2 separate regions of the Homo sapiens genome follow, and region 2 is linked to region 1. The links are chromatin loops, found by intact Hi-C in ENCODE. Cell type or tissue: HepG2. All regions are shown on one strand. Links, peaks and the distances in the headings refer to the core of each region. The heading gives the core; the rest is flanking DNA.

Region 1 (15,645 bases), core at 5,501-13,500:
ATACCAAATACACATTATAGGAATCCCAGAAGGAGAAGACATAGAGAAAGGAGCAGCAAAAAATTTGAAGAAATAATAGCTGACAACTTCCCAAATCTGATTAAAAACATGAATATATACATCTAAGAAGCTCAATGAACTCCAAGCAGGAAAACTTTGAAGAGATACACACTGAGACATATAGTCAAATTATCAACTCCCATAGACAAAAAGATAATTTTGAAAGCATCAGGTAGAAGTGACTCATGCGGCCAGGTGCGGTGGCTCATGCCTGTAATCCCAGCACTTTGGGAGGCTGAGGTGGGCGGATCATGAGGTCAGGAGATTGAGACCATCCTGGCTAACACGGTGAAACCCCATCTCTACTGAAAATACAAAAAATTAGCTGGGCGTGGTGGCGGTCACCTGTAGTCCCAGCTACTCAGGAGGCTGAGGCAGGAGAATGGCCAGAACCTGGAGGCAGAGCTTGCAGTGAGCCAAGATCACACCACTGCAGTCCAGCCTGGGCGACAGAGCAAGACTCCGTGGAAAAAAAAAAAAAAAAAAAAAAGTGACTCATGCATGTACAAGAGACCTTCATTAAGAATGACAGTTTATCTTCCACTAGAAACCATGGAGGCCAAAAGGCACTGGATGACATATTTAAAGTCTTGAAAGAAAAAGACTGTCAACCGAGAACTCTATATACAGCAAAACTATCATTCAAGAATGAAGGAGAAATTAAGATATATCCAGATTTAAAAGACTGAGTCTTATTACCAGTACTGCCCTACAAGAAATGCTAAACGGAGTGCTTCAGACTGAAATGAAAAGACAATAGACAGTAATTCAAAGACAGAAGAAAAAAAAATACTACTAAAGGTAACTTCATAAGTATATATAAAAGCCACTGGGCCACAAATATGTGGAAATTAACAACCCACTCAAACAACCAATGCCTCAAAGAAAAGGGAAATGAGAACATACGTTGAGACAAATAAAAATGAAAACACAACAGCAAAACTATGAGATGCAGTGAAAGCAGTGCTAAAGAGGGAAATTTTTTTTTTTGGGGGGGATGAAGTCTTGCTCTTGTCCCCCAGGCTGGAGTGTAATGGCACGATATCGGCTCACTGCAACCTCTGCCTCCCGGGTTCAAGCAATTCTCCTGCCTCAGCCTCCTAAGTAGCTGGGATTACAGGCGCCTGCCACCATCCTGGCTAATTTTTGTATTATTAGTAGAGATAGGGTTTCACCATGTTGGCCAGGCTGGTCTCAAACTCCTGACCTCAGGTGATCCGCCCACCTTGGCCTCAAGTGCTGGGATTACAGGCATGAGCCATCGCGTCCAGCCTTAAGACAGAAATTAATAGCTATAAATGTTTACATTTAAAAAGAACAATAATCTCAAATCAACAACTTTACACCTTAAGGAACCAGAAAAAGAACAAATGAAATTCAAAGATGGAAGGAAATAAAGAAAACCTAAACTGTGATTTAATGTATTGACAGAGGCTCCTTACGGACAAGTTTGAGAGTTAAAAACTCCAGGCTGGGTGTGGTGGCTCACGCCTGTAATCCCAGAACTTTGGGAGGCCAAGGTGGATGGATCACCTGAGGTGGGGAGTTCGAGACCAGCCTGACCAACATGGAGAAACCCCGTCTCTACTAAAAGTACAAAATTAGCCGAGCATGGTGGCACATGCCTATAATTCCAGCTACATGGGAGGCTGAGGCAGGAGAATAGCTTGAACCTGGGAGGTGGAGGTTGCAGTTAGTTGGTTGAGATCATGCCATTGCACTCCAGCCTGCGCAACCAGAGCAACACTCTGTCTCAAAAAAAAAAAAAAAAAAAAAAAAAAACCTCCAGAGGGCCCTGACATGGTGGCTCATGCCTGTAATCCCAGCACTTTGGGAGGCCAAAGCGGGAGGATCACTTGAGGTCAAGAGTTCAAGACCAGCCTGACCAACATGGGGAAACACCCCGTCTCTACTAAAAATACAAAAATTAGCCAGGCGTGATGGGTTATGCCTGTAATCCCAGCTACTCAGGAGGCTGAGGCAGGAAAATCACTTGAACCCGGGAGGTGGAGGTTGCAGTGAGCTGAGATTGCACTACTGCACTCCAGCCTGGGTGACAGAGTGAGTCTCTGTCAAAAAAAAAAGAAAGAAAAGAAAGAAAAGAAAAGAAAGAGAAAGACAAAGAAAGAGAAAGAAAGAAGACAAAGAGAAAGAGACAGACAGAAAGAGAAAGAAAGAAGACAAAGAAAGAGAAAGAGAGAGACAGAGAGACAGAAAGAGAAAGAAAGAAAAGAGAAAATGCTCTTGTATAAAGTACCTGCATACCCTTGAAGTAGTATAGTGTTATTTCAAAGAGGACATGGACCCCCATCTCTACAAAAAATTAAAAATAAAATAAATTAGCCGGGCATAGCGATGCATACCTACAGCCCTAGTTACTCAAGAGGCTGAGGCAGGAGGATCGCTGGAGCCCAGGAGTTTGAGGCTGCAGTGAGCTGTGATTGCACTACTGCACTCTAGCCTGGGTGGCAGAGACCCTGTCCCCCCCCATCCCACCCCACCTCCCCCAAAAAAAAGAAGGAAAGAAAGAAGACATGGGTTAGTTATAAACATATACTGCAAACTCAAGGACAACCACCAAAAAAGTAAATAACTTCTTTAAGTTATGTTCAAAGGCTCCCATAACAATAAAATACAAACCTTCACCAAGGTCTCAAGGTTCTTCCTGCCCCTGCCCCTGACACTCCCAACCTCACCTTCTCTCCTTCCCACTCTTGCTCAACCACTATGGCCATCTTGTTTTCCCTGGAACCCCTCAAGCTCTCTCCTGCCTCAAAGTCATTGCCTTGCTGTTCACCTGGCCTATAATCTTCCAACTCTGGGTCTTTCATAGGACTCACCCCTCTGCATCAGTCAGGTCTCTACTCAGTTATCCTTGTGAAAAAGACCATCAGGGACATACTTCTGGTGTTTGAAGATGCCTGAGCCAGCCAAGTCTGCTCCCTCCCTGAAGAAGGGCTCCAAGAAGGCGGTGACCAAGGCGCAGAAGGTTGGCAAGAAGCGCAAGCGCAGCCGCAAGGAGAGCTACTCTGCTGAAGCAGGTCCACCCCGACACCCGCATCTCTTCCAAGGCCATTCGTTAATGACATCGTTGAGGGCATCGCGGGCGAGTCTTCCGGCCTGGCGCATTACAACAAGCGCTCGATCATCACCTCCAGGGAGATCCAGACGGCTGTGCGCCTGCTGCTGCCCGGGGAGCTGGCCAAGCACGCCGTGTCGGAGGGCACCAAGGCCGTCACCCAGTACACCAGCTCCAAGTAAACTTGCCAAGAGGAGACAACAGCCTTTAGACATATCTTTTCCAACAGTCGTCACTGCTGGACAGTGCTTCATCTTACAAATAAACCAATGAAAAATGAGTGATCCTAGAAGAAGATAAACGGAGGTATTTTAAACAATCAAGGAAGGACCAATATACACCTGGCTAAGAAAAACTAGCCCCTCTTTTTTCTGGGTATAAAACAATTAAAATGTTCTTCATAGAAATTTATGAAATGAGAAACATAAAGACAAAATTAAAATAACTCCTAGTATCTCCTATTCTTTTTATATGTATATCATATATATTCACATTCATATATACATATATCTCACATCATGTATCCCATATATATAAAATAAACTTAGGTGTCATGCTATATATATATTTAGATAACTAAATATGCTTAGAAATAATTTTTAATGGATGCATAATTTATGGATATATTGATAAGTAATTAGTTCTTCATTATGGACTATTTCAATTGATTCCCATTTCTATGCATTATAGATCATACAGCTCACACATCTTTGTACATAAATCTTTGTTCAAATATTATTTCCTAAGGATATTCATGAAGTGGAAATACTAAATCAAAAGTGAAAAACATTATCTAAGATCCTTAAATATGCATTGCCAAAAATTGCTATTCAGGAGCATGCCAATTTATAATCCCAACATAATGTGGAAATTTCTGTTTTATAACACTCATATTTACAATAAATTTTTAAAAGCATTGTTAACGTAATAGGCCCCCAAAAAGAAAAAATTTGAAATTACATTTCCTTATTTAAATTAATGACTCTATTAGTGAGGGTCATTTTCCCATGTTTTTTATTAGCCATGACCCTATAAGAAATAAACTGTGCTGCAAAATGATAAACATGATTTCAATCATTCCATGGGAAGGCACTATATAAAGAATAATACCTTAGGTTAAGTCCAAATAAATAATATTTATTAGGTGCCTCTTCTGCAGAGGATTCTGAAGGGATAATAAACTGCATTTAGCTGCAGGTAACTGAAACTACTTTTACCTACATTGTCTCTTATAAACATTGTAACTACTCTTCGAGAAAGTGTTTACTATGGACTGAATTGTCTCCCCATCCCCCCAAATTCGTATATTGAAGCCCTAAACCCCAATATGACTGTATTTCTAGACAGGACTTGTAAGAGGTAATTAAGGTTAAATGAGGTCATTAGAATGAGTTTCTAATTGGATAGGATTTTTGGCCTTATAAGTAGAGGAAGATTCTGCACTTGGTCCTCCAAATTAAATAATTCATTTAAAAAAAGTGGAAGAGAGAGATCTCTGCACACACACACTGAGGAAAGGCTGTGTGAGCTCACAGTGAGAAGGCAGCACTTACACACAAGAAAACTAAACCTAGGAGAGAGAAAGTTAAACTTATCCAAGGTCGCAAAAGCCAGAAACGAGTGAGGTGAGAAGTTGACCTTGTTCTCCTCAATCCAAGGCCAGGACTCCTCCACTCCACATGTAGATAGCCACCTCACAGTCAACAACCAAATGTCCCCAGAGTCAGCATTAGACCAAGATGTCTCACCAGGAGACAAATGTCTCATCTTGAATAAATATGTTCTAACATATTTATTGTTTACCCATGGAAAATACTGAACCTCAGGAGAAATAAAATGCAAAGTATGTACAAAATTATGTTTACTACCTGACACTGATATAAAGCCTAATGATATCCTTATAGTCTTGGAGGGGTTTGTATATGTGGTGAAACAGGTGCTCACACAGTGCTAATAGACTGTAAATTGGTCTTAGAGAGAAAAATAAATAAACTGGAAGGAGAAAAAAAAAAAAGACCATAACAAACCAATCCCCATTGTACCCCACCCTCTTTCTCTATGTTGTTTTTCTTACTAGAACTTGATCATCAACTTAAAATGTGTATATATACATATATTTGTATATCTGTTTATATCTGCTTATCCTATTAGAATGTAAGTTCCATAAAAGCAGGGATTTTTTTCCTTTTTAGAGACAGGGTCTCACTATGTTGTCCAGGCTAGTCCAGACCTCCTGGGCTCAAGCAATCCTCCTGGCTTAGCTTCCCGAGTAGCTGGGACTACAGCAGGAATTTTTCTTTATTCACCATTGTGTTCTTGAAACTTGAAACAACACCTGTCATAGAGTAGATGTCCAATAAATATTTTTGAATCCCTGAACAAATAAATAAATCACAAAGAGCATTGAGTCAGTCATGCAAGCATAGAAAAGAGGCCACAGAAACAAGCAATGCAGTGGTCATCCAAGAGCTTTCCAAATAAAGGGAGCCCTAGCAACGAAGCATTCTCCTTTCATGACAGATCTATTTCTATTTAAAGATGAGCACGTTAGATTAGCAGAGCCTGTTGCTGTTAATCACGTTATTATGTTAGTACACCTTGTTCTGATTTTACGGTCTCCGAGCAACCTTCTGATAATCTGGTTTCCATATCATCTGCTTACAGGGAAGGAATACTCTTTGGTACTCGAATCTTTCCTGGCCAAGCTGGGACCTTGATACAGGTTTCTCCATATGTAATCATTAGGACTCTTGGACAGAAACAACAGAAAGTCATCTCGAAATGGGTTAGACAAAAGAGGAGTTGATAGGAAAGGTCTACAGGAGTGTCACAGGGTCAAACCTGGGGAGGTCAGGGGAGCAGCTGGGACGTAGGAAAACTCCAACTGAGGACCTGAAGCCCTCGGAACTCTCACCAGGCTTTTCTCTACTTCGATCTGGGTAGCAATTTCATTCTCTTTTACTGCATGTACACCAGAGAAATTCTAACTATGCTCTCCCTAAGAGTCAAAAATCTCTGGGAAAGGGGCTGATTGGCTGCCCTGTCTGAACCAGGTTCTATTCCAGACCAATCCACTGCAGCCAGGAGGGCAGGGTCTATACCAACACGGCAGCTGCCATGTCCCTGCACTGTTGGAGGGCAGCAGGGAAGGAACATATTCTTTCTTTCTTTTTTTTTTTTTTTTTTTTGAGACAGAGTCTCGCTTTGTTGCCCAGGCTGGAGGCTGGAGTGCAGTGGCGCAATCTCGGCTCACAGCAACCTCCGCCTACCGGGTTCACGCCACTCTCCTGCCTCAGCCTCCGGAGTAGCTGGGACTACAGGCGCCCGCCACTACGCCCGGCTAAATGTTTTTTGTATTTTTAGTAGAGACGGCGTTTCACCGCGTTAGCCAGGACGGTCTCGAACTCCTGACCTAGTGATCCACCCGCCTCAGCCTCCCAAAGTGCTGGGATTACAGGCGTGAGCCACCCCGCCCGGCCGGAAGGAACATTTTCTAAAAGATGGGCGTGACTACTCCCAGACGGCAGCAAGGGTGCTGGGCGGACACAGTGGATTGTTACTCTAAGCTGTGCCATTCTGTAGGCTAAGACCAGCTTAGGAGACTCCAGGGGACCGCAGGGCAAATTACACTCAACACTAGAGGATCAGGGTGAAAGTCACAGGAGAATCTTCTTTTTTTTTTTTTTTTAGACAGAGTCTTCCTCAGGCTGGAGTATGCAGTGGCATGATCTTGGCTCACTGCAACCTCTGCCTCCCAGGTTCAAGCGATTCTTGTGCCTCAGCCTACTACCAAGTAGCTGGGACTATAGGCGTGCACCACCACAACCAGCTAATTTTTGTATTTTTAGAAGAGACGGGGTTTTGCCATGTTGGCCAAGTTGGTCTCAAACTCCTGACCTCAAGTGACCCACAAACCTCAGCCTCCCAAAGTGCTGGGTGGGACTACAGACATGAGCCACCACGGCCAACCAGGAGAACTTTCAAATTGGCTGCCTGGCTCCAAGACTTTGACATACTTATCCCTTTATAGCCAATACATTTGACAGCATGCGATAAATTAAGAGCTATGTACACGGTTTTAATTCAATTCATAATATTTTGCTTTTTCTCTCCCTGGGGCATGTTTTACTTTTATTGTGGGCCAAGAGGTAAGACAGTAGGGATTTAAGTAAGCAGAGAGGAGTCGTCTAGACCCTCAGCTGCCAGCCTTTTGAGTCCTGGGTTTTCATTTTCTGATCCCATAAGTGATATTTCTGCCACCCCTCACCTCTGCCCCAGTGATGTATAAGCAAGGGAAGGAGAAGAAAGGAGAAAAAGCAGCGCCCACGTTGCCAGGTTCATGCCTTAAACAGTTCTCTAGATTCCAATGTCTCTGCCAACATCATGCCAAAGAAGATCCAACATCAAGTGCACATGTTGAACAGCTGAACCTAACTCAAGCCAGTTAGGGAGAGAAGTTTCCATGCTCAGAGGAGGCATCCCCTGTGATTTGTTTAACTTCACATTTTCTCACCTCTGCCTTGGAAGTGACAGGTGTTTAATTCTAAATTGTAACAGTTAATGGACTTTTAAAGACATTTTCCTGATATTTTTCTGAGGGAGTACAAGACAGACTTCAAAGTCAGAGTTCCATGCAGATAAGCACACAGATCCGTAGACAGAGGCGGTAGAGGAAAAGTGAGTCACTAAGTTTTCTTTAATGGAAACTGCATATCTTCAAAAGCTGGAGTGCAAACTGACACTAATACCACATCGATGCCATAGAATGAATGAGACAAAATGATGAAATGCAGGGAGAAAACTCGTATTGAGAAAAATTAAAAGAATCCTGCAAATCACTTGTGGCGTTACAGTTGATTTAAAGTGAAAGCATTCAATACAAATGTTCCACAAGGTGGCAGCCTTGCTTTTCCAAAAAATTTTTATCTGCCTTGCATACACCAAGCATTACTTTCCTTTCCTTTCCCTCCCTCCCTCCCTCTGTTCCTTCCTTCCTTTTTCTTTCTTTCTTTCTTTCCTTCTTTTTCTTTCTTTCTTTCCTTCTTTCTTTCTTACTCTCACTCTCTCTTCATTCCTTTCTTTGTCGTCCCTTCCTTTCTCTCTTTTTTTTTTTTTTTGAGACAAAGTCTCACTCTGTCACCCAGGCTGGAGTGCAGTGGCACCATCTAGGTTCGCTGCAACCTCTGCCTCCCAGTTAAAGCGATTCTCCTGACTTAGCCTCCTGAGTAGATGGGATTACAGGCACCTGCCACCACGCCCAGCTAATTTTTGTATTTTTATTAGAGATGGGGTTTCACCATGTTGGCCAGGCTGGTCTTGAACTCCTGACCTCAAGTGATCCTCCCACCTTGGCCTGCCAAAGTGCTAGGATTACAGGCGTGAGCCACCTCACCCGGCCTTTTTTTTTTTTTTTTTTTTTTTTTTGGCAGGGCCTTGCTCCACCCAGGCTGGAGTGAAGTTGAGGGTTCCTCAAACTCCTGGGCCCAAGCGATCCTTCCACCTCATCCTCCCAAGTAGCTGGGATTAGGGGCATGCACCACTACACCCAGCTAATTTTTAAAACTATTCTGTAGAGACGGGGTTCTTGCTATTTTGCCCAGGCTGGTCTCGAACTCCTGGCTTGAATCTATCCTCCCGCTTCGGCCTCCCAAAGTGCTAGGATTACAGGGTGAGACACTGCACCCGGCCCACACATGATCTTTTTTTTTTTTTTTTTTTGAGACAGAGTCTCTCGCTCTGTCACCCAGGCTGGAGTGCAATGGCGCGATCTCAGCTCACTGCAACCTCCACCTCCTGGGTTCAAGAGATTCTCCTGCCTCAGCCTCCCGAGTAGCTGGGATTACAGGCACTAGCCACCACACCCAGCTAATTTTTTGTATTTTTAGTAGAGATGGGGTTTCACCATGTTGGCCAGGATGGTCTTGATCTCCTGACCTCGTGATCCGCCTGCCTTGGCCTCCCAAAGTGCTGGGATTACAGGCGTGAGCCACCATGCCCAGCCCACACATGATCTTTAACAGAAAAACTAACCATATAATAAAGAAGATATACAGAAAATTACAGAATATCTCAGAGATGACTTGCTTAATGAAGGAGAAACATTGTGGGAGGCTTTGAACTGACATGCCTCAGCTAAATATTGACCAACTCAGAGAAATTAGTGCTTTACCACATTTACCATTAGCACTTGCTGTTTGTGTTTGCTTACATTCGGCAAGGAAGGAAATTAATGTTTGGAATCTCTATGCAACATCTTGTTACTAGCCAGGTTATCTCTTCAGTATCATCAATGTCAAATCTTTATTGAAGCCTGCTCTATTCAAAGCATTCTGCTAGGTGCTAGTCTTCTTTCTAGGAGAGTTCTCTTGCCAAGAGGATGAAATGGGAGAAAACAGTGTGCTTATAGTACTTACCACACCTAGACTTATATAATATTTAAACATTCAATAGTGGGTGAAAATATATTAATAACTCCTTTATGCTTTGCAGAATGTCATGCGAGCTCTTCCCCAAAATTTTATGATCCAAAAAGAATTAAAGGAATGTTCACAGTAGCATCATTTCAAATAAAAATTCAGAAACAACATAAATATCTAGCACCATGAAAATGGATAAATTGTGCTCTAATTGTACAATGAAATTCTAGGCAGCTGTTAAAATGGCGAATGAGTAAATTAAGTTACTAAGCTATTGTCTCTCCGTTCCATCCCCTCGCTTGCACACATACTTGGCTTTGTCATGATGGGGCCGGTCCCAGACCCTGCAAAACCCGTTTCCCTTTGCTTGCTGGCGACGTGCTAGGCTCTGCCGATAGGGGGCAGTAGAGGGAGCCTGCAAGCCGGGAGGAGGGAAAGGGGCTCGTTCCTCTCTGTGTCCGGTCAGTGTTATTTGTGTCTGTACTCAGCCTTCATCCTGGCAGCGGTTAGTACCAGTCTCCTGGTTTTTTTTGTGTGTGTGTGTGGTTTTTTTTATGTTTTGTTTTGTTTTTGTTTTGCACTCCCGGAACCAGCCACATTGTGTCCTCTCCCCGCTCCCGCCACCCGCCCAGGCACTGGCACCAGGCGCCTCTTGGGAACGGCAGGCCTTTCTTTCCAGTTTCTGGATTTTAATCCCCCAGCCTCTTCTCTTAGTACCCTGGACCAGGGAGTGGTAGCTGCTTCCAGCATTTACTTTCTTCTTTGCTTCTTCACTCTTCTAGCACCTGTTTAACCAGCTCCTTCTATTAATTTTTTTTCTGTTAAGCTCCCCTTCCCCAGTCCTAAAAAAAAATAATAATAATAATCTATTGAAATACTTAATGTGGACCCTGACTCATACAATGACCATGTGTCAGGAACTGCAGATTTATAACACAGGTAGATAAGGAGGTAGAGGCATAGCAGACATGCATATATACATATTAGAATATTTCCATATACATATGTGTTATATATAAAATGCAGATATATACACATGTAAGTACATATGTATTTCTTACATGAGCTATATTTAGACCTATGTGTACATATATATAAAATTTCCTGCCAGGTGTGGTGGCTCACGCCTGTAACCCCAGCACTTTGGGAGGCCGAGGCAGATGGATCACCTGAGGTCAGGAGTTCGAGACCAGCCTGACTGATATGTTGAAACCCCGTCTCTACTAAAAAAAAACACACAAAAATTAGATGGGCGGCATGGTGGCGGGCACCTGCAGTCCCAGCTACTTGGGAGGTGAGACAGGAGAATTGATTGCATCCAGGAGGCAGAGGTGAGCCAAGTTTGTGCCACTGCACTCCAGCCTGGGCGATGGAGCGAGACTCTGTAGCAAAACAAACAAACAAACAAACAAACAAAACAAAGAATTTCCCCTAATCCTTACAATAAATGCTATGAGAAAGATACTATTATTCCTATTTTACAGGAGGAGAAACTGAATCTCAGGGAGATTAGTTAATTTCTACAATGCATAGCTAATAAGTGGTAATGCTGGGATTTGAATCCAAATATCCCCAACTCCACAATCTGTATCTTTCCCATATGCTTTAAAGTTGTTTAGACCTCAATTCAATCTATCCTTAACTGTGTTCTGCAATATAACTCAGTCCTTAGGCTAATCCACAACTGTCTTCTTACCTAATAGTGTAAGTAAATATAGCACTATTCTAATAAGTACTAGAGAATATAATCACCATAATACAAGACTGTTTCTGTGACTGAAGTTATGGGGAGGTTGAGAAAACTGTAGGAAAAGCATGGACATTTCTAACTCCAAGTTACTTGTCATTCATTCATTCAGTTAATATAATATAGTGCCTATTATGTGCCTGAAGATGTGCTGGACTCACGGTGATAAACAAAATAGAAATAGTCCTTCCTTTAAAAACTTTCCAATCTAAGGAAAGTGACAGTCTTTAATTAAATAATCATGCATAGGAGAAATACCTAACTATATCACACAGAGACTTAGCATAGACTGGGTACTTGACTACAAAGGCTGTTCTAAATGCAGCCCCCTGCCCCACACACGCACACTCAAGAGCTTGGCATCTGCCCCTCTCAATGTCTAGGACGGCATGCCTAGTCTGATTTTGTTTACCAGGAACTCATCAGTTCTCAGTCCAAAGTAATCTAAGAGAGATATCACAGTAATAGAGAAACAGAGATAGTGCAGCTACATAATGTTTTCTAAAAACCTGCTTTTCTGGTCATTTCACAACTTGCCTCCCATGTGACTTGTGACACTAATCAATGTTTTCAGTGGCAGCCTCTTAGCCCAGACTTTTCCTGTAGCCTAAATACAATCAACAACATATACCTGGACTGATCAGAGAATAATAGCCAGGAAGCTTTGTGAGGGACAAACTTCAAGAAATGCAGAAACAGCCGGGCGCGGTGGCTCACGCCTGTAATTCCAGCACTTTGGGAGGCCAAGGCGGGTGGATCACGAGGTCAGAAGATCGAGACCATCCTGGCTAACACGGTGAAACCCCATCTCTACTGAATATACAAAAAATTAGCCGGGCGTAGTGGCGGGCGTCTGTATTCCCAGCCACTCCGGAGGCTGAGGCAGGACAATGGCGTGAACCCAGGGAGCGGAGCTTGCAGTGAGCCAAGATCAGCCACTGCACTCCAGCCTGGGCGACAGAGCGAGACTCCGTCTCAAAAAAAAAAAGAGAAATGCAGAAACAGAAAATCTAACCAAACCAGAAGCTCATATAGTAATCAGGGCTGAGAATCTATTTATCACCCCACCATGACAGCTAAATCTCTAAACTCCCTTTTAGGTGCATTTTGTAGTCAGGAAACAGATCATTAGACCACCCTGCAGCAAAGAAAAAGAAAAAGACCTTGTGGAGTCAAGGTCCACTGATGGGTACTAAAAATTAGCGGGGGGAACTTCACAGAGAAGCAGGATTTCTGCATAGCCTCAAAATGCCTCTTCCCTAAGGACTTATTAATTACTGCAGTGATTGCACAAATTCTTTGATATTCCTCTTTCAGGCAGTGGAATCTCTTTTGTTTTGGTTTTTGAGATGGAGTTTCATTCTGTTGCCTAGGCTGGAGTGCAGTGGTGCTATCTTGGCTCACTGCAAGCTCTGCCTCTCGAGTTCAAGCAATTCTTGTGCCTCAGCCTCCCAAGTAGCTGGGATTACAGGAACATGCCACCACGCCTGCTAATTTTTGTATTTTTAGTAGAGATCAGGTTTCTCCATGTTGGCCAGGCTGGTCTTGAACTTCTGACCTCAAGTGATCTGCCCGCCTCGGCCTCCCAAAGTGCTGGGATTACAGGTGTGAGCTGCTGTGCCCAGCCAGGAAATTGAATCTAATTCCTCTCTTTTTGAGTGTGGCTGGACTTAATGACTGTTTTCTAATGAATAGTGTAGGGAAAAGGAAAAAATGATAACTTTACATGAAGACAACATCTTAACCAAGTGATCAAGGTTAATATCACCGTAAAAAGTCACATTGATTATCAAATACATCTTGACACGATGACATGGGAAAGGCATGTCACCTCTCTGGTTTTCTTCTCAAAAATCCATAACCCATTTGTTCAGACTTAATTTTTTAAAAAATCCATAATCCCAGGCTAGTCATGAGAAAACATTAGATAAACCCAAATTAAGGGACATTATACAAAATACCTGACCAATATTTTCTTGTTCCTTTTTTCAGGAGTCTGTCTAGTCCACAAAGACTACAACTCCTACGCAAGTCCTAGTGCTGTGCTGGGCTTAGAGCCAGTGGGCCTGGGGGACACCCACCCTAGTGAGACACCAGTCAGGGAAGCTTAGGGAGTGCTTGCATCACTCCTTCCCCAACCCCAGGCAACACAGCTTGCAGCTCCAAAAGAGACCCCTTCCTTCCACTTGAAGAGATGAGAAGGAAAAATAAAGAGAACTTTGTTTTTGTAACCTGGATGTAAGCTTAGCCTCAGTAGGATAGGGCACAGGGCAGAGTCGTGAGGCCCCAGCTCCCAGATGACATATCCAGACACACTATGGGCCGGAAAGAAACCCACTGCCTTGAAGGAAAGGACCCAGTCCTGGCAGGATTCATCACTTGCTGACCAAAGAGCCCTTGGGCCCTGAATAATCAGTAGCGGTAACCAGGTAATACACACCATAGGCCTTGGGTGAGACTTGAGACATGCTGGTTTCAGGTGTGACCTGCATATTCAAAGCTGTGGTGGCTACAAGAAGAGACTCCTTTTGCTTGAGAAAAGGAGAGGGAAGCTTACAGCTTAGATACCAGCTCGGTCACAGTGGGGGAGAGCACCACGTGGGATTTATGGGTCCCCAGTAGCAGGCCTTGGCTCTTAGATGGCATCTCTGGACATACCCTGGGTCAGAGGGGAGCCCACTGTCCTGAAGGGTGAGTCCCAGGCTTGGCAGCATTCATCATAAGCGGAGTAAACGGCCCTTGGGCCTTAACTGAACAGCAGTTGTTCACTGACAGTACTCCCTGTGGGCCTGTGGTGGTGGTAGACATGGGGAGAGACTCCTCTGCCTGGGGAAAGGGGAGGAAAGAGGGGGAAGAACTTTGTCTTGTGGTTTTAGCCACAGTAGAATAGAGTGCAAGGTAAATTTCTAAGGTTTTCGACTCCAGGCCCTGGCTCCTGGACAGCACCTCTGGACCCAACCAGAGTCTGGGGGACCTCACTACCCTGAAGAGAAAGACATGAGACTGACTGGCTGACTTTACTACCTGCTAATTGTAGAGCCCCAGGGCCTTGAGCAAACATAGAGGGTAGCCAGGTAGTGGTTACAGCAGGCCTTGGGCAAGACCCAGTGGTGTGCTGGCTTCAAGTCTGATCCAGCACAGTCCCAGTGATGGTAGCCACAGGGGTGCTTGTGTTACCACTCCCCCAGCTCCAGGGAGCTCAGCACAAAGAAAGAGACTCCATCTGTTTGGGAGAAAATAAGGGAAGAGAACAAGAGTCTCTACCTGGTAGTCCAGAGAATTCTTCCGGATCTTATCCAAGACTACCAAGGCGATACCTCTACAAGTTTGTAAGAACCACAGTGTTACTGGGCTTGGCATGCCTCCTAATGCAGATACAGCTACAGTGACCAAAAACTTAGATCACAACACTTAAGTCCCTTCAAATTGAAAAGACTTCCCAAAAAAGGCCAGGTACAAACAAGCCCAGACTGCGCAGACTACAATAAATACCTAACACTTCAATGCCCAGACACCAACAAACATCTGCAAGCATCAAGATCATCCAGGAAAACATGACCTCACCAAATGAACTAAGTAGGGCACCAGGGGCTAATCCTGGAGAGACAGAGCTATGTGATCTTTCAGACAGAATTCAAATTGGCTTATTTGAGGAAACTCAAAGAAATTCAAAATAACATAGAGAAGGAAGTCAGAATCCTAGCAAATACGTTTAACAAAAAAATTGAAATAATTAAAAAGAATTAAGCAGAAATTCTGGAGTTGAAAAATGCAATGGACATGTTAAAGGATGCATCAGAATCTCTTGATAGCAGAATTGATCAAGCAGAAGAATTAGTGAGCTTGAGGACAGGCTATTTGAAAATATAGTCAGAGGAGACAAAAGAAAAATACAATAAAAAAAGAATGAAGCACACCTATAAGATCTAGAAAATAGCCTCAAAGGGGAAAGTCTAAGGGTTTTTGGCCTTAAAGAGGAGGTAGAGGGAAAGATAGGAGTAGAACGTTTATTCAGAAGGATAATAACAGAGAACTTCCCAAATCTAGAGAAGGATATCAATATTCAAGAACAAGAAGGCTATAGAACACCAAGCAGATTTGGCTCCAGGCATTTAATAATCAAACTCCTGAAAGTCAAGGACAGACAAAGAAAGGATCCTAAAAGCAGCAAGAGGAAAGAAACATAAAATGGAGCTCCAATACCACTGACAGCAGACTTTTCAGTGGAAACTTTTCAGGCCAGGAGAGAGTGGCACAACGTATTTAATGTGCTGAAGGAGAAAAATTTTTACCTTAGGATGGCATATCTAGTGAAAATATCCTTCAAACATGAAGGAGAAATA
Region 2 (14,132 bases), core at 6,133-14,132, 450 kb after region 1:
GTGTGTTTGTTTCCAGTCTTCCCGTGCACATCTCTACCTCTCTGTCTGAGGTCACAGTAGAAAGAGAAACCAAGTCAGCAGGGACTCAGCTGACTCCTCCTTTCAGGATTTCCTTGGTAGTTTCCAAATTCTTTCCTCTACACCAGGAGCGTGTGTTCTCTCGCCCCTCTACCCCCTATTCTCTCCCATCCTCCCTGTTTCTCTTTCTTTCTCAACCAGGTCTGGTCTAACAAAGGTTCCTAGCTTACATTGTCTTTGGCTCTAGGCTCCACTTCCAGTCTTTCTGTTAATGAGTACTTTCTCCGGTGGCCTGCTATTTTTTTTTTTTCTCTTAAGTGTCTTTGCTGCTAACACCCTGCTCTACTATACCTGGATTCTCCCTGACCCAGTAATTCCCCGGGTGGACTTTTCCTGAATGGCAAGTGTCTTGGTAGCCACTGTCTTCACCATCCTCTTCCAATCTGATCTCCACTTATTTCTTGTACCGGCCCAGCCTTCCTGTTCTCATTGGGTCTGCCCTCTGCACCTCCCCTGCCACCAGGCTATGAGGTTTTCTCCCACACTGGGTTCGCTCATGCTGTCGCCCCCTGAAGTGCATTCCCCAGCCAGCCGTGGTCCACCCTTCGAGTCCCACTTCCACGACCCATCCTTGTGGCCTTCTACGGCCATTCATCCCAGTGCCCGCTAAGTTCTTTCTTTTCTGAATTCCCATTTGTGTCGGTACCATCCAGGGAACCATGGTAGGCCTCTCAGGGTCTTAGGGATTATTTAGGGGTGTCCAATCTTTTCCCTGGGCCACATTAGAAGAAGAATTGTCTTGGACCACACATAAAATGCACTAATACTAATGATAGCTGATGGGCTTAAAAAAGAACGAAAAAAAAAGGCTGGGTGCAGTGGCTCACCCCTATAATCCCAGCACTTTGGGAGGCTGAGGTGGGCGATTGCTTGAGGCCAGGAGTTCCAGACCAGCCTGGCCAACATGGCGAAAACCCGTCTCTACTAAAAATACAAAAATTAGCCAGACGTGGTGGTGGGCGCCATAATCCCAGCTACTCAGGAGGCTCAGGCAGGAGAATTGCTTGAACCCGGGGGAGGCAGAGGTTGCAGTGAGCCAAGATCGCGCCATTGCACTCCAGCCTGGGTGACAGAGCGAGACTCTGTCTCAAAAAATAAAATAAAAAGTGGTAAGCCATAAGAACAGAGTAGAAATCAGTTTGTATGTGAATTTAGTCAAATTGCAGCACATAGCTCTTACCTATAAAACAGAGTACCTAACCCATTAGAATGCAGTGTTGCTGCAACGTATTATCAACAGTATTGTTTTTATCCATCATTACTGCACATGGTAAGAAAACGGAAAGTGAAACCCTTAGGAACTAAGGCAGTCAATAGCACCAGGAGGAACCAGATGTTGGCTTTACCAGACAGCACATTTAAACAGCTATCATGAAATGGTTAAAATGACAAATTTTGTTAGTTTTTTAAACAATTTTTAAAAAGCTATTACAAATATATTCAGACAATGAAAGGGAAATGTGTCAGAATTAAGAGAAAATACAGGGTTAGTGATGCACAGACAGAAAATTTTTTTTTAGTCGAGGTCTTGCTCTGTCACCCAGGCCGGAGTGCAGTGGGTGCCATCACAGCTCACTGCAGCCTTCCCGGGCTCAAGCAATCCTCCCATCTCAGCTTCTGAAGTGGCTGTGACTACAGGCACACTTCGCCACGCTCAGCTCACTTTTTAACTTTTTTATAGAGACAGGGTCTCACTATTTTGCCCAGGCTGGTCTCGAACTCCTAGGCTCAAGTGATCCCATGCTCCCCCTCCCCAACTTCCCAAAGTGCTGGAATTACAGGCATGAGCCACCACACCCAGCCCCAGACAGGAAATCTTTACAGAGAAATGGAAACTACAAAAATGGAAACTCTAAACTGAAAAGCAAAATAGGTGAAAAAATTTTTATTGGCTACATGGTCTCAACATAACATTAGGTACGGCAGTAGAAAGAACCAGTAAACTGAAATATAAATTAGTAGAAATTACCCAATCCAAAAATCATAGAAAAAAATTGAACAGAAATCTCAGTGACTTGTGGGATGATATGAGGTTGTCCAGTATATGTGAAATTGAAATCCAAGAATAGAAAGGAAATACCTAAACATTTGACACAGTAATAGCTAAAAACTTCTCAAATGTGGTGAAAAGCATTCATGTACAGATCTAAGAAGCTTAATAAACCAAGAGCAGGATGAACACAGAGGAAACAACTCCTAGGCCTATCATATTTAAGCTAATGAAAGCCAAAGATAAAGACAAAATCTTGAAAGCACCCAGAGAAAAATGATGTTACATACAGAAGAAAGATAAGATTAAAAGCTGACTTCTCATTAGACAGTATAAATGCTGCATATATTGAAATGACACAAAGTGCTGAAGAAAAAAATACACCGAGAATTTTATATCTAGCAAACTGTCTTTCTGAAATGAAAGTGTCGTAAAGACATTTCCGGGGGAACAAAAATCTGAGAAAATTTGTTACCAGGGGACCTGTATTAAAAGAAATATTAAAGGGGTGGGTGTATGGGGGGAAAAATGCTAAAGGATATACAGGAAGGAATGAAGAGCACTAGAAACAGTAGATATCAATAAGTATAAAATACTAATTTATTTTTTATTTTCTTTCTTGTAATCTCTTTAAAAGACATCAATATTTAAAGTAAAAACAATACTTTATTGATAGGTTTATCATACCTATAGATCTGATATACAACACTATGAGTTGGGGGAGTTAAATGGAAATATATTATTGTAGAGTTCTTTTTCTTTTTTTTTTTCTTTTTTTTTTTTTTTTTTTTGAGACGGAGTCTCTCACTCTTGTCGCCCAGGCTGGAGTGCAGTGGTGTGATCTCAGCTCGCTGCAAGCTCCGCTTCCCAGGTTCACGCCATTCTCCTGCCTCAGCCTGCCGAGTAGCTGGGACTACAGGCGCCCGCCACCACGGCTGGCTAATTTTGTGCATTTTTAGTAGAGACGGGGTTTCACCGTGTTGGCCAGGATGGTCTCGATCTCCTGACCTCGTGATCCACCCGTGTCGGCCTCCCAAAGTGCTGGGATTACAGGTGTGAGCCACCACGCCCGGCCAGCAGAGTTCCTTTTCTAGTGTAACTCAAAATTAACATTTAAGTAGATTGTTGATATAGTTTGGATATTTGTCCCCACCCAAATTTCATGTTGAAATGTAATCCCCAGTGTTGGAGATAGGGTGTAGGGCATGGTGGGAGATGATTAGACCATGGGGGTGGATTTCTTTTTTCCTTTTTTTTTTTGAAGTAGAGTCTAGCTCTTTTGCCAGGCTGGGGTGCAGTGACTCAATCTCAGCTCAGTCCAACCTCCCCCTCCCAGGTTCAAGCAATTCTCCTGAGTCAGCCTCCTGAGTAGCTGGGATTACAGGTGCATGCCACCATGCCCTGCTAAGTTTTGTATTTTTAGTAGAGACAGGGTTTCACCATGTTGGCCAGGCTGGTCTTGAACCCCTGACCTCAGATGACCTGCCTGCCATCTCCTGACCTCATGATCCACCCACCCTGGCTTCCCAAAGTGCTGGGATTACAGGCGTGAGCCACTACGCCCATCCCCAATATCTTTTTTTTTCTTTTTTGAGACAGAGTGTCGCTCTGTTGCCCAGGCCACAGTGCAGTGGTGCAATCTTGGCCCACTGCAACCTCTGCCTCCCGGGTTCAAGTGATTCTCCTGCCTCAGCTTTCCGAGTAGCTGGGACTACAGGTGTGCACCACCACACCCGGCTAATTTTTGTATTTTTAGTAGCAATGGGGTTTCACCATATTGGCCAGGCTGGTCTCGAACTCCTGACCTCGTGATACGCCTGCCTTGGCCTCCCAAAGTCCTGGGATTACAGGCATGAGCCACCGCACCCGACATTCCAATATCTTTTATAAATGCAATATAAATCCAAACATCCTTACCAAAATATTAGTAAATGGCATTTGGTAAGAAGATGATACATCAGGATCAACTGGGATATATCCCAGATATACAAGGTTAAACATTAGAAAATCAATATAATTAATCATATCAACAAAATAAAGAATAAAACCATTTCATCATCTCAATAGATAGAGTAAGCATTTCAGAAAAATCCACCAGCCATTTGTACCAAAAGCTATCACCAAACTAGGAATAAAAGGCAACTTCCTCAACTTGCTGAGGGGTACCTCTGTAAAATCCACAGGTAACATCAACATGTAATGGTGAAAAACCAAATAACTTGCCTCTAAGATTAGTAATACAGTGTGATGTCCTCTTTCATCTTCTGTTGGAGGTCCTAGCTAGTGCAGTAAGGAAAGAAAAAAGAAATAAAAGTACACAGATTGGAAAAGAAGTATAACAATTTGCATTTGACATGATCCTTTTTATAGAACACCTTAAGGAATCTATTTTTAAAAGTTACCAGAACTAATAATTTCCTCTAATAATTTAGCATGGTCACAGGATACAAGGTCAGTATGCAAAAATCAGTAGTTTTTTTGTGAACTAGCAATGAACACTTGAAAGTTGAAATTTGGCCGGGTACGGTGGCTCACACCTGTAATCTCAGTACTCTGGGAGGCCAAGGCGGGTGGATCACAAGGTCAAGAGATCGAGATCATCCTGGCCAACATGGTGAAATCCCGTCTCTACTAAAATACAAAAATTAGCAGGGCGTGGTGGTGCATGCCTGTAATCCCAGCTAATTGGGAGGTTGAGGCAGGAGAATTGCTTGAACCCGGGAGGCGGAGGTTGCGGTGAGTCAAGATCGCGCTACTGCACTCCAGCCTGGTGACAGAACGAGACTCCAGAAAATTGAAATTTAAGATGCAGTTTCATTTACAGTAGTATTTAGAAATACAAAATACTTAGGGATAAATTTAACAAAATATGTGCAAGATCTGTACACTTAAAACTGCAAAGCATTGCTGATCACATTAAATATCAAAATAAATTACTGGGTATATACCCAAAGGACTATAAATCATGCTGCTATAAAGACACATGCACACATATGTTTATTGCGGCACTATTCACAATAGCAAAGACTTGGAACCAACCCAAATGTCCAACAATGATAGACTGGATTAAGAAAATGTGGCACATATACACCATGGAATACTATGCAGCCATAAAAAATGATGAGTTCATGTCCTTTGTAAGGACATGGATGAAATTGGAAATCATCATTCTCAGGAAACTATCGCAAGGACAAAAAACCAAACACCGCATGTTCTCACTCATAGATGGGAATTGAACAATGAGAACACATGGACACAGGAAGGAGAACATCACACTCTGGGGACTGTTGTGGGGTGGGGGAAGGGGGAGGGATAGCATTAGGAGATATACCTAATGCTAAATGACGAGTTAATGGGTGCAGCACACCAGCATGGCACATGTATACATATGTAACTAACCGGCACATTGTGCACATGTACCCTAAAACTTAAAAGTATAATAATAATAAAAAATAAAAAATTAATAAATAAATAAATGGAGAGAGTATGTTCACAGATCAGAAGACTCAATACTGTTAAGACGGCAGTTCTCACAGTTATCTGTGGATCCAGCAGAATCCAAATACAATCTCAGCAGGTTTATTTATTTTTTTTAATTGAAATTGACAAGCTGATTGTGAATTCATATGGCACTGCAAAGTACCTAGAATAGCAAAAGCAATGTTTTAAAAAAGAACACAGGTAGAGTCCTTAAACTACCTTACTTTCAAAACTGCTAGACCTGACTTTGGACCAGACTATTGTGGGTAGTCTCTAAAGCTAAGCAAGACAGTGTGGCATTGGCATAAGACTAGATAGACAGGTAGTGGAACAGAGTACAAAAATAGACCCACACTTACATGGGACTTACTACAATTGATTTTCAACACAAGTACCATGAAAATTCAATGAGGAAAAGGGCGGAGGTTGAGGGTTTTTGTTTGTTTTTTCAGCAAATGGTGCTGAGACAATTGGATAGTCTGATGAGTCAAAATTAACATTTACTCTGACCTCACACCATTCACAAAAATTAAGTCAAAATGGATTGTAGAACTAAATATAAAACAGCTAAAAACTTTGGGGAAAAAAGCATAGGATAAAATCTTGCAACCTTGAGAAAGGCAAAGATCTCTTAGATCCAACACAAAATTCATGGGACGTAAAAGGAAAACTGGTAGATTGGATGTTTACAAAATGAAAAGTCTTTACTCTTTAGAGGACATTAAAACAACAAAACTCAATCCACAGAATGAGAAAAAATATTACTGATACATATATCTGACAATGGACTCACATTTGGAATATATAAAGAACTAGAATTCAATAATAAAAAGGCAAACCTTTAAAAATGGGCAAAAGATTTGAGTAGACACTTCACAAAAATATAGAGGAATGTCAAATAAGCACATGAAAAGATAAGCAACATCATTCATCATCAGAGAAATGCAAATTAAAACCACAATGAGATACTACTATATACTCATTAGAAAGGCTAAAGTATAAAGGTCTGATAATACTAAGTAGTGGTGAGAATGTACAGCAATTGGAATTTTCTTAAAATTCACATAGAATTGTAAAGCAGTTTATTTACTAATGTTTTTTAAATTAAAAATTGACATGAGGTTTTGCTATGTTACCTAGGCTGGTCTCCATCTCCTGGGCTCAAACAATCCTCTTGCCTCTGTCTTCCAAAGTGCTGGGATTATAGGCATGAGCTATGGTGCCAGGGCAAAACAATTTAAGTCAAACATACCTACCGTATGTCTCAGTCATTCCTCTCCTATATATCTACTTAAGAGAAATGAAAACATGTCTACAAAAAGACTTGTACACAAATATTTATAGTAGTTTTATTTGTAATAGCAAAAAACTAAACAACCCCAGTGTCCATCAACAGTTGAATGGATGAATTTTGGCACATCCCTACAATAGAATGCTACCAACCAAAACAAAGAAACCCGAGGGACCACTTATACAACAGCATCAATGGGCTTCAAAATCATGCTGCACGAAAGATGCTGAACACAAAAAGTACATACTGCACAGTTTTATTTATTTAGTAGTTTAGAGAATGGTTAACTCATAGTGACAAAAAGTGGATAATTAGTTACTTAGGGTGGGGTGGAGGGAGGGAGTACTATAAAGGGGCACTAAGAAAATTTGGGGATTGATGGAAATATTCTGTATCTTTGGTGTGATGGTGATTTTACTGGTGTATACATCTTTCATACTTGAACGGTCCAGTTACAGTGGATGCAAATAATTCGTTTCCTTCTCTTCTTTCTTATGCCTAGAGGAGGGTGGGGCATCCGATGGGTATTCCAGGGATTGGTGTTGATTTCATGGGCAGCCCTCTTTATGGCCAGTGCTTTCAGAGGTGGCTTAAAGATGGTCAGGCTAGGTCTTGGGTGGAGAGTCTCTTGCAAAACATCAGGCAAAATCAAGGCCAAAACCAGGCTGTACTTTAAACAAACCTTATAACAGGGGTCCCTAATCTAGTCCTAGTCAGAGAGTCACGGTTGGTGAAAAAATCAACCCAGACGTACAGGGCCGTATGGCCATCAGTAGCATCTCCACAGCTCTGCTTTTTTCTAGCCTGGAACACTGAGGGGTCACAGCAATAATTTCACTTCCTCCTCCGTGCAGAGGACAGGAGACCTCACCATGTATGAACCAGCTGACCAGCATACATTTAGTATGTCCAAATAATGTTGTGAGCAGTGTCAGGCAAGATCTGAACCTGTCTGGGTCAATGAGTGCAGACCTAATGACGATGAGACAGAGTTTCATAGCATACTACCTCACGTGTCATGAAGAGGAATAAAACCTAAGTGATCCATCCTGCATGACACCAAAAGGTAGAGTTATTGAATAAGCTGGTACTGTTCCTTTCAAGAAACCCTCCACAGGTCTTCCAGAAAATGATCCCATGTCCGTGTCCGACCCCCTCAGGTGCCAACCAGAAACTCTTCCTCACTCATGACCATAATTTTTTTTTTTTTTTTTTTTTGGAGACGGAGTCTCACTCTTGTCGCCCAGGCTGGAGTGCAGTGGCATGATCTTGGCTCATTGCAACCTCTGCCTCCCGGGTTCAAGCGATTCTCCTGCCTCAGCCTCCCTAGTAGCTGGGATTATAGGTGCTTGCCACCATACCCGTCTAATTTTTGTATTTTTTTTTTTTTTTTTAGTAGAGACGGGGTTTCGCCATGTTGGCCAAGCTGGTCTCGAGCTCCTGACCTCAGGTGAGCCACCGCACCTGGCCCCGTGACCATAAATTATACCTCATTAAAGGTGTCTTACAGACTTCATGGGAGTAGCAAGTAGTAGATCAGCCATAAAGGAATACTGATTATAATTGATAGTAACCTGTTAAATATATAAAAATCAATGAATCAAAAAACAAAACCAGGCAAAAAGTTATGGGGGAAGCCTGGTCTGCAGGGCTGTACATAAATGTGCGTGTCTCTGGGCCTGGCTGAGCCTGTGGGGACAGCCCCAGGCCATGCGTGGCTTTGGAGGCCTTGAGATGGGGCTCATCTCAATTGAGGTGTGCAGTGAGTATAGGATACACACCCGATTTGGAAGACATAGTGCAAAAAAGAGAATATAAAATGTCAGTATTTCTAACATTGCTTACTTGTTGAAATGTTAATATTTGGATGTATTGGGTTGAAATATACATCTTTTAACATCAGTACTTTTTTTTTTTTTTTTAATGTGGGTATAAGACAATGGAAAATTCCACATGTGGCTCGAGTTACATTTCTGTGGGACAGCACGGTGCTGGTCAGTGATGACCGTCAAAGTGAGATGTCATCCGTGAGGCGCTATGCAGGAAGAGCTCCCGCAGGGCCATACTCAACTTTTAGATATGCCCTGGCGAGAACCGCCACTGAACCCCACTGAAAGTCCAGCCAACCTAAAAAGGGTTAACTTTTATATTATTTATTATCATTTATTATTATTATCATTCAGAGTCTCACTCTGTCGCCCAGGCTGGGGTACAGTGGCGCGATCTCGGCTCACTGCAACCTCCGCCTCCCAGGTTCAAACAATTCTCCTGCCTCAGTCTCCTCAGTAGTTGGGATTACCAGGCATGTGCTACCACACCCAGCTAATTTTTTTTTATTTTTAGTAGAGATGGGTTTCACCATGTTGGCCAGGCTGGTCTTGAACTCCTGACCTCAAGTGATCCCTCCCCCTCAGCCTCCCAAAGTGTCTGGATTACAAGTGTGAGCCACTATGCCCGGCCCATTCCTGTTATTTTTCAAGCTGTTTTTTCTTTTTCTTTTTTTTTTTTTTTTTTTTTTGCACAGCGAGACACTTTAACCTTTCTGGGGAAGGTCTGTAAACTCCCTGGGGGGCCCTTCCCGAGGATGCCTGCTTGTTTTCCAAAGCCCCCTGAGTTGTGTTTTGTTTTGTTTTTTCTTGAGAGGGAGTTTCACTCTTGTTGCCCAGGCTGGAGTGCAATGGTGCGATCTCGTCTCCCTGCTACCTCTGCCTCCTGGGTTCAAGCGATTCTCCTGCCTCAGCCTCCTGAATAGCTGAAATTATAGGCATGCGCCACCATGCCCAGCTAATTTTGTATTTTTAGTAGAGACGGGGTTTCTCCAGGTTGGTCAGGCTGGTCTTGAATTCCCGACCTCAGGTGATCCACGCGGCTCAGCCTCCCAAAGTGCTGGAATTACAGGCGTCAGCCACTGCGCCCGGCCGAGGTTTGTTTTTTTTTTTTTTTTTTTTTTTTTTTTTTTTTTTTTAAAGCCAGTCATAGAAAATGTGTCATTTGGTGGACCTCCCTCCCATCCTTTTGAAATCCTAAGACCTTGCTGTGTTATTGACCATCAATCTCAGACACTGTCTGGGCTCTCCGGCAGCGTGGAGAGTCCTGGCCCCGCCTCGAGAACAGAGGCCAAGGACGGGAAGTGCAGGGGTCCGTGTACTTGCAGTTGGGTTCTATTCTACCCACACGGTGTCTTACAAGTTTTTTAAAAATGTCTTTCCAACTTTTAAGAACCAAGAGCTTTCACACTGAAAATTGGGCCTGGAGAGGGGGCGAGCGCCTGTGGTCCCAGTGTGTCAGGAGACTGAGGCAGGAGGATGGGACGTAGTGAGACCCTATCTCTAAAAAGAAAAAAAAAAAGGAATTAAGAAAATTGGGTTTTTAGCATTCCTAGAAATGTAGAAGCCCTGAGCTGCGTCTCCTGTGTGGGAGCTGGTCCCACTCCCCGGCCTTCGGAGCCCTCGGAGCCCGGAGCCCTCGATGCAGCGCTATGGATGCCGGGAGCGATCTTTGGAAAGGAGTCCCCGGCTCGAGCGACACTGCCCCCCTGGGGCTCTGCAGGTGCATGCAGTGGGATTGCTGGGCTGGACTAGAGGGTGAGGGTGGCTTCCCCCACACCCCCTTTCCTGGCTAATCAGAGAAAATCAAAACACCCTTGCCCAAGCGTCCAGCTGGAGAGTGAAGAAGGGGAGTCTATTGCTTATTTGTATATGATGAAGATTATAGATGTGTTCTAGGAAACATGATTATTTCCTTTAAAGCAGGAAATAATCTGCAAAATCCCTTTATGAACATAATGAGGATCTTTTATTCTCTCGCAGGGTGGATAGCTCTGTTTATACCCACTCCAGTATTATAAAAACACATAAATCCCCACTCTCATATCTAAATTGGCCTTGTGTGTGTTTGCTTCATAGTCCTCATCTCTCTCCCCCTTCAGTATTACATTTCTGTGGCTCAGGCAGTAAACGCGGGATTCCTAAAAGCACTCTGACAATAAACAAAAAGCTTTCCTCTGACTTTGGTACAGTTCATTTGATCTTTTCAAACATTTTGAATGAGGGACAAGGTGTGTTTTGCGTGGTTAGAACAAGGGCCAGTGGGTCCAAGGTCCACCTGGACCAATCTTTGCAGGATACAGGAAGAACCTTCTAACCGTGCAGTACAAAAGTGAGATGTCAGGGATTTTAGGCTTTCGGGGCTAGTGGGGGTTGTGTTTGAGGAACTTGAGGCCATCTAGGTGCATGCATGGCCTTGAGCAATGGTTCTCAGTCCTGACTCAGTACATGCACTTAGGCATATACAGATATTCACACACATGCACACTCACACACACATGCACATACAAATACATGCACACGCACATATGCATACGTCCACACACATAGGCACACATGCATGCACATATTCACACACTTACGTAGTTGCACACATGTACACATGTATGCACACACAGGCATACATACACATCTGTTAGAAGTTCTGATTTAATTGGTCCAGGGTGGATTCTGGGCATTGGTATTTTTCAGAGCTCCTCCACAAGTTTGAGAACCCACGAAAATAGTCTTTTCTCCTATTTCATCTTTCTATTTCACCCAGGGCCCACTATACTTTCAGTTCAGTCACAAAAAAAAAATCAGCTCCTCTAACGAAGAAAGTGTGGAAACAGATAGTCTAAGTAAAGATTTTTGGTTTTTCTCTGTCAGAACAGCTTGAGAAGTCTGAGGAGCTTTCACCCTGTGCTGCTTGGTGACAGAACTGGTCTCTGTGGCACTGTGAAAGGTGCCCTGGGGCTCTGTGAGGGCTACAGTGCATAACTGCAGTGTGGACCCCAGGAGCAGCACTGTTCACAACAGACTGGACCAAGGGCATGCTCTTAGCCTCGCTGTTCTCTGCAGATTCACTTCATTATCTTTAAGCCACACATCAGTGGTTGGGAAGGTGTCCTCAATTCTTCAAAAATTAAGCTGCTGACCATGGGCAGCTTTGAGCAATGCTGACAAGAAACCTGAACGTCTTAACAATGTGAAATTTAAACACACTGGAGTAAGAACTTGGCAAAGGGTTTTGTTTTCTCCAGAAACTTAAACGTGCATATCAGAAATGCCTTTTACAAAGCTTTTTTTTTTTTTTTTTTTTTTTTTTTTTTGAGACAGAGTCTCACTCTGCTGCCCGGGCTCTGGAGTGCAGTGGCACAATCCCAGTTCACTACAACCTCTGCTTCCCAGGTTCAAGCAGCTCTCCTGCCTGAGACTCCTGAATAATTGGGATTACAGGCACGCACCACCACACCCGTCTAATTTTCCTATTTTTAGTAGAGACAGGGTTTCACCATGTTAGCCAGGCTGGTCTTGAACTCCTGACCTCAAGTGATCCACCTGCATCAGCCTCCCAAAGTGCTGGGATTACAGGTGTGAGCCACTGCACCTGACCAAGAAAGCTTTTAATTATGGAAAATGTTTAACATATTCACAAGTAAACAATGAAATAATGAACTCCTAGATACTCACTGACCAGTTTTGACAGTGACCCACACACGGCCTGTCTTGTTTCATCTATAACCCTCCCACCTCTCTTCCTCTCAGACTCTTAAAATAAATCCCAGACAGCATATCAGGAGATGCCTTTTGATTTTTGAAGAATCAAGGACACCTTCCCAACCACGGATGTGTGGCTTAAAGATAATAAAGTGAATTTGGAGAGAAGAGAAGGCTAAGAGTGTGTCCTTGGTCCAGTCTGGCGTGGCTACACTGCATTGTGACGTAGTAGGTGTGCTCATCTGTGCCACATGACAGCAGGGATGGAGGTGCCTTTGGGAGAGAGGCCTGCTTGCATGACGGGGTTGCCTGTTCCATGTAGGGTAGTTGTCAGCTTATGTCCCCACAGCCTTCCTAGTGGAAAAAAGCCATTTTCAACCTTTTAGCCCCTGGACAGTGTCCCTACATGGAGAGAGGCAGACCTGGCCTGGCTGTTTGATGGATGGCAGGAATTCTGACTACATGCAGGCAGTCTGAAGTCCTGTGTTTTAAGCAGGACAACATTTATGGCCATCTAGCTGTACTCGAGAGGAATTAATGTGATTTTTTTCCCTTAACATTTCCTTAGTAAGTAGATGTAAGGTCTTGTAAATTAAAAATGCTATTTTGGTTACAAAAGTTTACTTCCTGGCCTAACTTTCCTGGGTAAATTGCCCTGTGCCTAGAGGCAGTGCGGTGAGGCTTTGGCTTTCTTTCTGGTTGTATTAGGTTGGTGCAAAAGCAATTGAGGTTTTTGTCATTACTTTTAATGGCAAATAATAGGATAATAATAGAATTGTTCGTGCAAGCTCTGAAAGGGGGCGTGTACTTTCAGATATTCACTTGGCTGATGTAGTGGAGAGCTAGACTTGCTCACGTCAGAAGCTCCTTGCTTTGATGAAGAATCTTGCCAGGCTTCCCTATGTCACAGTGGGAATTGGTGTGTTTTCAGGTATATTTTATGTGAACTGACTGACTTTAGGAGCTGTCTAGAAAGGAAAGGATGTACATCCACTCTCCTTCAACCACTTTCGTAAAGTGGGGAGCCATTTGCATGAAAATGTGTTCCCTGTTCTCTAGAAAAGTATGCCAATGAGAAGACAAATGAGTTTAGGGCTTTTTTTTTTTTTTTTTAGATGGAGTCTCACTCCTGTTACGCAGGCTGGGGTGCAGTGGCACGATCTCAGCTCACTGCGAACTCCACCTCCTGGGTTCAAGCAATTCTCCTTCCTCAGCCTCCCGAGTAGCTGGGATTACAGGAGTGCACCACCACCCCCAGCTAATTTTTGTATTTTTAGTAGAGATGGGGTTTTGCCATGTTGGCCAGGCTGGTCTCGAACTCCTGACCTCAGGTGATCCACCCGCTTCGGCCTCCCAAAGTGCTAGGATTACAGGCATGAGCCACCACGCCCAGCCGCCTTTTTTTTTTTTTTTTTTTTGAGAGATTAAAAATAATAACAAATCCAGCTGGATGCGGTGGCTCACACCTATAATCCCAGCACTTTGGGAGGCTGAGGCAGGCAGATCACCTGAGGTCAGGAGTTCGAGACCAGCCTGGCCAACATGGTGAAACCCTGTCTCTACTAAAAATACAAAAATACAAAAAAAAAAAAATTAGCTGGGCGTGGTGGCGTGCACCTGTAGTTCCAGCTACTTGGGAGGCTGAGGCAGGAGAATCGCTTGAACCCGGGAGGCAGAGGTTGCAGTGAGCTGAGATTGCGCCACTGCACTCCAGCGTGGGCTACAAGAGTGAAACTCTGTCTCAAATAATAATAATAATAATAATAAT

The links. Peaks named below come from ENCODE experiments on the same cell type or tissue, not always from the same donor. Only the 100,000 strongest peaks of a DNase experiment are listed, where the experiment ranks them.
Region 2: it touches region 1 in a loop (15-fold over the local background); 3 of 110 quality-filtered maps call a loop at or near these places.

What each region holds. Positions count from the first base shown.
Region 1 is chr13:21,471,507-21,487,151 of GRCh38, reverse strand. It overlaps the pseudogene H2BP6. Among named protein-coding and RNA genes, the nearest start is that of ZDHHC20, 20 kb to the right of the region's middle. RefSeq lists a silencer at 9,795-9,844. In HepG2, for the core only: CTCF peaks have their summits at 8,024 (motif pointing right) and 9,950 (motif pointing right); DNase peaks (open chromatin) are centred at 8,041 and 9,961; H3K4me3 peaks cover 1,024 bases.
Region 2 is chr13:21,019,319-21,033,450 of GRCh38, reverse strand. The region is part of intron 2 of LATS2 (large tumor suppressor kinase 2); the gene reads left to right. Among named protein-coding and RNA genes, the nearest start is that of LATS2, 35 kb to the left of the region's middle. In HepG2, for the core only: a CTCF peak has its summit at 10,371; a DNase peak (open chromatin) is centred at 10,890.